3 separate regions of the Homo sapiens genome follow, and regions 1 and 3 are each linked to region 2. Evidence: chromatin loops called from intact Hi-C (ENCODE). Cell type or tissue: heart left ventricle. All regions are shown on one strand.

What was found. A loop is a pair of places that touch in the nucleus more often than their neighbours do. Peaks named below come from ENCODE experiments on the same cell type or tissue, not always from the same donor. Only the 100,000 strongest peaks of a DNase experiment are listed, where the experiment ranks them.
Region 1: a loop joins it to region 2, with 2.5 times the contacts of the local background. A loop is called at or near these places in 3 of 110 quality-filtered maps.
Region 3: a loop joins it to region 2, with 2.4 times the contacts of the local background. A loop is called at or near these places in 5 of 110 quality-filtered maps.

What each region holds. Positions count from the first base shown.
Region 1 is chr11:57,777,370-57,779,869 of GRCh38, reverse strand. All of the region lies in intron 1 of CTNND1 (catenin delta 1), which reads right to left. All of the region lies in intron 2 of TMX2-CTNND1 (TMX2-CTNND1 readthrough (NMD candidate)), which reads right to left. Among named protein-coding and RNA genes, the nearest start is that of CTNND1, 17 kb to the right of the region's middle. RefSeq lists enhancers at 1-266, 267-1,153 and a silencer at 1,109-1,311. In heart left ventricle, no CTCF peak of the experiment used is centred here; a DNase peak (open chromatin) is centred at 1,189; H3K4me3 peaks cover 2,500 bases; H3K27ac peaks cover 2,500 bases.
Region 2 is chr11:58,023,407-58,025,906 of GRCh38, reverse strand. It overlaps OR9Q1 (olfactory receptor family 9 subfamily Q member 1), which reads right to left and starts at 2,026. Exons shown (of 3, transcript NM_001005212.4): 1 at 1,803-2,026. It overlaps LOC107984331 (a long non-coding RNA gene), which reads left to right and starts at 1,488. Exons shown (of 3, transcript XR_001748218.1): 1 at 1,488-1,820. In heart left ventricle, no CTCF peak of the experiment used is centred here; a DNase peak (open chromatin) is centred at 1,056; H3K27ac peaks cover 1,363 bases.
Region 3 is chr11:57,936,090-57,938,589 of GRCh38, reverse strand. No RefSeq gene overlaps it. Among named protein-coding and RNA genes, the nearest start is that of OR9Q1, 87 kb to the left of the region's middle. In heart left ventricle, no CTCF peak of the experiment used is centred here; no DNase peak of the experiment used is centred here; H3K27ac peaks cover 401 bases.

The DNA.
Region 1 (2,500 bases), 250 kb after region 2:
ATAAGAACCTAGTACTCAGGAGGAAAGGTGCTAAGAACAAAAGAGGCACTACTCTGTAAAAATTACCTACCTTACCACTGGCAAGCCTGCTCTAGAAAGCTGGCTACATGTCACATTCTCTGATCACCCCCTCAACCCTACCACAAGAAAAAAAATCCAATCCCTACTCTCATTTTTAATGTGACATCTCACTAAGCCAAAAGCAAAGATCAGAGATGGGGTGGGAAACAGAAGGAACTAGAGGCAGTAAAGATTGTGCTAGCCAGCATAAGAACAGAGAAGAAGGATTGTTCTAGTGGTATGTTAGCAATCTGCCTCTAGGGCAGCTGTCCTCCTGGACAATCAAAGGCGGGTTTGTGTGTGTGCTCAGGAACCAGCCAGCTTGGCTCAAAGTTAAGGACTCAGCCATCCAATCCACAAAGTGAGAAAAGATGCCTGTTTCACAGCTGGAATGGAAGGCAGGGAAAACACAAAACAAGAGAGAAAAGAGGGCAGAAAAGAGAGAGGGTATTACAGGTGCTATTTCAGTCTAGACATAGGGAAGAAAAATCCCAGGAAACTACCAACCATTCTCTAGTTATGATCAAACATTAGAGAATTGCTAGTAACTCTTAATACTAAGCGGGTAGGTTTCTCCTGATCTGTATGCAGTAGGGTGCCAATTGGAAGGATGAGATATAAAATGTAAAGGACCTCAGCATTACCTGTTTCCTTCTGTCCCTTTTAAACCCAACAAGGTACCTGCAACATATACAGCAAATGAACATTACTTAACATTTATTTCCTTCTAGAATTCCTTTCTTAATTAAATCCTAGAGATCCACAAAGAATAGCAGCACACACAAAACTCAGTAAGCTTCCCAGTGCTAAGAGATCAGGACCATTTATATAACTTAAGTGCTAAAACGCAAAAGGCCACAGTCAGAATTCACACTCTCTAATCCCTCGGAGTAGCTAGATGCTCCGAGACCCATTAGACACACAAAGGCTGCTCTCTTCTCAGCAGAGCTCTGTAGCAGAGCTGCTCTCCAGGGACAAAGAGATTTCACAGGAGAACCACAAAGACATCGACCCTCTCTGTTCCCCCACTCCCAGCTTTCTCACTTCCTGTCACAGTAGCACCAGACCACAGTCTCCCAGAAACAAACAAATACAAAGTGCTGGATTCTGGGCTGCAGGCCAACTGCATTCCAGGGCATCCTGTCTACCAATCACGGGCCAGAGCCCCCACTTTGCCCTGCTCAGCTCCTTATCATGTTCAGGGAAAACAACCCTCCTCTCTGCCCCAAGCCAACACTACGTAGGACAAAGCTCAGGCCTTTAAGAATCAGCAGAAAGACTGTGTGTGGATCTAAAAGTTTGAAGGGGGTGAGGGAATTTTTAAGATTCCTACTTGGCAAGTTTCTTCACTTTGGAGGCACTGCATTAGGGATTTTAAAGCTACTGATGCTGTTAATTCAGCTCAGCTACATGTGACACATCCCATTATGGCAATTTGATTACCAATCTGGATTCAGTCAATGGAATATTCCCATTTGGAGAACTACTTTAGGAACTTCACCTTCCCTATCATCCACCTCTGTTTTCAGCCTTTCAAACTTTCTCCCTACAAGCATAGAGTTGATTACTAAGACAGGCTCCACAGAGAACAAACAAAGGCAGCGGACTCCACCCTACAAAGAGGCAGTTTAATCAGGTGCTGGGAGCAAAGTTCCCCGTTTCCCTAGAGAATGAGAGGACAACCACTAGGAATTGCACAGAAGCCAAATCCTGGCGGCAAAGAGGTCAAGACAGCAACATCAGCTTTTCCTGCTCACAACCCCCTGAAGTGGGTCAGGGGCTGTAAATTTGGAGCCTAGTCAGAAAAGAAAGCCTCCTCTCCTAATAAAGGTCCTCCACTAACTGCAAGAATGAGATAAATGATACATTTTTCTATTATCTTGTACAACCCATTGGAAATTAGCCCTAAATCACAGAAGCAAAAATGCAAACAGAGGTTAAGCTCTATTAGCTAGAGATTCTTGAAATCCAAAGAAGCAACACCCTTTGCCCAAAGGGCTCAATTCCCTTTGCATAAAATGAGCAAGATGCTCAGCAGAGTCCTCCAACCAGAGGGGCACACCAGGAACTAACTGGTAATATGCTATCACTTCTTGTCTTGTCTTCTCCCTTTATTTTTCCTAGATTCCTTTCATCTTCTTAGATCTGCTAGAAGTAGTATGGGCCGAACCCTGGTCTAAAGCAGCACATGATACAAAGGAACTAAGTCTAAACAGACAACTTAGAAGGATTTAGTCCTTGGCCTGGCACAGTGGCTCAAGCCTGTAATCCCAGCACTTTGGGAGGCCGAAGCAGGCAAACCACTGGAGGTCAGGAGTTCGAGACCAGGCTGGCCAACATGGTGAAACCCCATCTCTACTAAAAATAAAAAAATTTGCCGGGCATGGTGGAGCACACCTGTAATCCAAGCTACTCCAGGTGGCTAAGGCAGGGGAATCAC
Region 2 (2,500 bases):
GAGGGAGGGGGAGGCACCCCAGCAAGCCAGGGGAGAGACAGGTGGAAGTAGGTAATATGCCCAGAGGAATTGTTAGAAGAGGTTGTGAGGTCCACGGAGAGAGTCAGGAGAGCACAGTGGTTAAGGCTACATTCAGGCATTAGACCACCTGATGCCTTCAAATCTCAGCTCCACCACCTTCTAACTGAAATCAAATGAAAGCAACCTAGATGGGAGGCAATGCCTAACCCAACGGAATGAATATCTGATGGAATCATTGAAGTCATCAGAGACAAGTCTAATGAGAAACTCTTTCTGAGCGAGAGTTCCAGAGCATCCAAATTCTACTCCTCTTCCCCCCTGCCCCAACACGTCTTCGGGTCATGTGTTGGTAGGAAGATGAGCTTCTCTCCAAAAAGGGAGAAAGGAGGCCGGGCGCAGTGGCTCACGCCTGCAATCCCAACACCTTGGGAGGCTGAGCGGGCGGATCACAAGGTCAAGAAATCAAGACCATCCTGGCCAACACGGTGAAACCCCGTCTCTACCAAAAATACAAAAAGTAGCTGGTCATGGTGGCGTGCGCCTGTAGGACACACCCTATAGTAGCACGGCGGGCACCCCAGCTACTCAGGAGGCTGAGGCAGGAGAATCTCTTGAACCCGGGAGGCGGAGGTTGCAGTGAGCTGAGATCGCGCCACTGCACTCCAGCCTGGCGACAGGGCAAGACTCCGTCTCAAAAAGAAAGGGTCATTTACGGAGCCCCTCCCATGGGCTAGATTCTGATGGGCTGATACCATCTGGCTTAATCCCCACAATATTGTACTATGATCCTATGAACTATTCTTGATATAGAGGTGTTATTTGTCTTGGTTTTCACGCAATTGAAATCACTGAAGGCTCAGAGAGACAGTAAGTAAACTTGGGCAAGATCAAAGAACTACATGGCACAGAGAAGAGCCAAACCCCAGAGCTTCTGACAAAAAAAGCCTCCACACCGTGCCATTTTCCTCTGCCATCTCATTTCACCCAATGACAACGTGCCTGCAACCCTGGCTCCCTGCCCTGACTCTGAGGTTAATTTCCCTGCAGCTCGGAGCCCCGCCAAGGCTGGAGGAATATCCCACAGGCTCCAGTGAGCTGCAAAGCACAGTCACACTCCCAGGGCTATTAACAGCATCCGCTTCCTCTCCAAGGTTCAGGGAACTTTATCCACCAAGTGCCATGCAGGAAAAAAGAGGTCAGCCAGAGAGGAGAGGGTCACACGGGGCAATCACTAAATAAGGAGAAAGGCCGCACAGGAACTTGGCCCAATTTGGTGTCCTCAAAAGACGGTGCTCCCTGGCCAAGATTTTCCCTAACAAATATGGAAAAACAGTTTGAGGCCCATGCACGAAAATTGAAACTTGGTTCCTGTAGCTATTTGCTTGTGTAGCTACGTGACAAGCCTGGTGAGAAACGCTGGATTTCTCCCTCTTTCAGTTCTCTCCACCTGGCATCTGGGGGCCTAGTCCCAAAAAGTGAAAGGAACTGGAAAATAAACTTACTAAGATCCAGGAAATGATTTCAAAAAAAAACAGCCAACAAACCGAGGTGAGCAGGCGCAGTGGGTGGGTGTTATGAGACAGACAGCGGGGCTAGGAGATGCCCAGGATGAAGCCCGGAGACCTGCTCTCTGATTCCTCTTGGGTCTAGCTCATCACAGCCTGCTTCCCCACTCCCACTGCAACGTGACAGCAACAGCACATCTCACTTTCCAACATGCAGACAGCCCCCTGTGTTAACAGCACCGTCTCTGAAATCAGTGGAGCTGCATTTGACCCTACCTCCGTCAGGCCGTAGCTGTGAGTTTGGGAAAGGCGTTTGATCTTTCTGAGCCTCAGTGTCTTCATCTTCAAACGGGAAGGATAACATGTACATTGCTGGGCTGGACTAAAGATGGAAGGAGACATCATTAAGGGAAAGTTAGGGCCTTTGCTCCTTTCGCTCCCTCTACCATCTCTGTGTGGCATCCTCCTGCACTTCTTCAATTCCCTGCACAAGGGCCACCTTAACAGAGAGGCCCTTTCTGACCACCTATCTGAAAACGCAGTTCCTTTCACTCTCTGACCCTCTTCTCAGTTTGATTTTTTGGGTCACAGCTTCATTGCCATCTGGTAGATATTTATTTGTTTGTCTATAACATCACGCACACACACACACACACACACACAAAAGGAAGCTCCTTGAAGATAGTGCCTTTGTTTGTTTGTTCATTACTGTGTTGCTAATGCCAAAGTCACTGACATGTAGTCTACATGCAATAAATATATACTGATGTAATAAAAGGGTGGCTGCATGCTCCTGATTGTACGTTGGCAGCGTACTTAGTTTCCTTTCCATTTCTAGCTACCTGTTTTTAAGGAAATTTAAGGAAAAGGAAGTTCAACAATACTTACAGAAAAGTCAATCAATTTGGGTGTTGTCCATGCAATTACTGTCAACGGACTACAAGACTGACAATGCCTGCAGGAATGATGTCTTG
Region 3 (2,500 bases), 87 kb after region 2:
ACACACAGACAGAAGCCCATTTGTCACTGGGACAGTGCTGAATTATTCCTGCAGAGTTACATTCCTACAAAACTCTGCTCACTACTGTTATCTGGCTGTGTATCTCACTGCCCCGGCTATACTGCAGACTCCCTGTGGCAGGAATCAAACCTCATCCTTCATTGTATCTACCCCTGAGACGAGCACTGTGCGCAGTACTATACTTAATCAGAGGGTAAGGAATGTGTGTGTGTGTATATATATATATGTGTGTGTGTGTGTGTGTGTGTGTATACATATATATATGCACATATTTCACTTCTTCCTTTTTGAATTTTAGGCTTCCAGGCAACAGATGATAAAAAGGATAGCAGTTGTTTTTATTCTATAAGGCTCAGGGCCTCAATCAAACACTATTCCTTCCTGAAAAATTTGCTTTCTCAATAATGATAATGAATAGCTAATATTTAATGAGCATGTGTTATATGCCAGGAATTCTGTGAAGCACATCGTACATACCATTTCATTTAACTCTCACAATAATTCTATGACTAGGTTACATCTATTTCACATATAAGGAAACTGAGAGTCCAATAAATTAACTGGACTGTGATATACAGTTCATAACTGGTAGCCAGGTCCAGCTGATTTCAAAGTCCGTACTTTCCTATAGTGCCTAAAACCTCTTGAGGTTTTGCAGAAAATTCCATAACAAGTCTACATTTCTACTGTCTTCAAAAAAACCCAAAGTGCTGCTCTCATATTTTCCACTGGGGCCCAGCTTTCTATTAATCCCAGAGAGTCCTGACTCCCACCAGTAATTTTCACTTTCTACACAACACCTGAAGAACAACTTGGAACAGGAAAAAAAGAAATGGGCTAGAAGAAACAAAAAGAATTAGAAAATGAAAGGAGGGCCCCCAGTGCTACTGCCTTGGCCCTACCCCTCTGGCCACCGAAGAGCCTGAATTCCCTAAACCACTTACCTCCTTCTCAGCTCCTTCCTGAGTCCTATCTTAATGCCAGCAAGGAGTTTTCTTTGTGAGTCACAACGAGAAAGGAGGCCACTTCTTTAAACAAGGTTTCAAGAGTGGGCAATCAGTGATTTATTGATTGAATTAAAAATTCGGGACTAGGGCTGGGAGCTGTGGCTCCTGCCTGTAGTTTCAGTACTTTGGAGGCAGAGACTAATGGATAGCTTGAGGCGAAGAATTCGAGACCAGCCTGGGCTACATGGCAAAACCCTATCTCTACAAAACAATACAAAAAAAAAAATTAGCCAGGCACACTGGCGCACAATTGTGGTGCCAGCTATTCTGGAGGTAGAAGTGGTAGGATCATGCCGGGCACGGTGGCTCATGCCTGTAATAGCAGCACTTTGGGAGGCCAAGGCAGGTGGATCACTTGAGGTCAGGAGTTCAAGACCAGCCTGGCCAACATGGTGAAACCTGGCCTCTACCAAACAATACAAAAATTAGCTGGGTGTGGTGTCTGTTCCCTGTAGTTCCAGCTACTTGGGAGGCTGAGGTGGGAGAATCGCTTGAACCCAGGAGGTGGAGGTTGCAGTGTCGCCATTGTACTCCACCCAGGGCGACAGTATGAGACCCTGTCTCAAAAAAAAGAAGAAGAAGTAGTGGGAGGATCACTTGAGGCTGGGGAGATGGAGTCTGCAGTGAGCCGAGTTTAGACCACTGCCCTCCAACTTGGGTAACAGAGCAAGACTCTGTTTCAAAAAAAAAAAAAAAAAAAATAGGGGCTCGGAGAAGAAATGATGTTGCTTGAAGTATCCAACTTGAACATTGTCCCCAAAATCAGAAAGAGATTTGTCCCAGAACCTCAATTTTTCCTTGTGCAAAATGAGGAAGTTAGAAAAGCTGATCTATGTAGGATGCCTTTTCAGACTGACATTGACATACTATATGAACCCTCTTAGGAGTATCAGTGACCCTATATACTGATGAGCTAAACTACATTCATAAAGGCAACTCTAATCATCACCATTAGAGAAATAAAGATGGCCCAAAAAGGAAACAAAATGCCCTCAGGAAAAAAAAAAATGGGATGTAAAATGCCCTCAAGTAACCCTGGGGAAAGAGTAGATTGACAGCTGGTAGCTCTTCAAAACACCACCAGAAAACCTATTGACCAGCAAAAGCTACATTGATTAGACCTACTGTAGAAAGAAAAAATATCACCTGGATGAAATCCCAGTATTTTCTCAAAAGTCCTATATTTATAGGACTTGGGGGTCTTGACTCAAGTGATACAAGGTCACTCTTTCAAGGTAGGTAACAGGATTGGACAAAGTTTGTGACATTATAGTTTAGGATTGACAGGCACAGGAAGGGAAGTGCCTGGAAGCAAATATTAATAAAAAACCATTGTTTGTTGAGCAAATTGTTTGTCCAGATGAGTAATCTATTGTCCTGATAGGAGAGCTGTTGGCCCAGAGGAGTAAACTATTTGTTCGTATAAATTGTTCAGATAAAAGCCAACAGTGATTTATTGGTTTACAGCCATA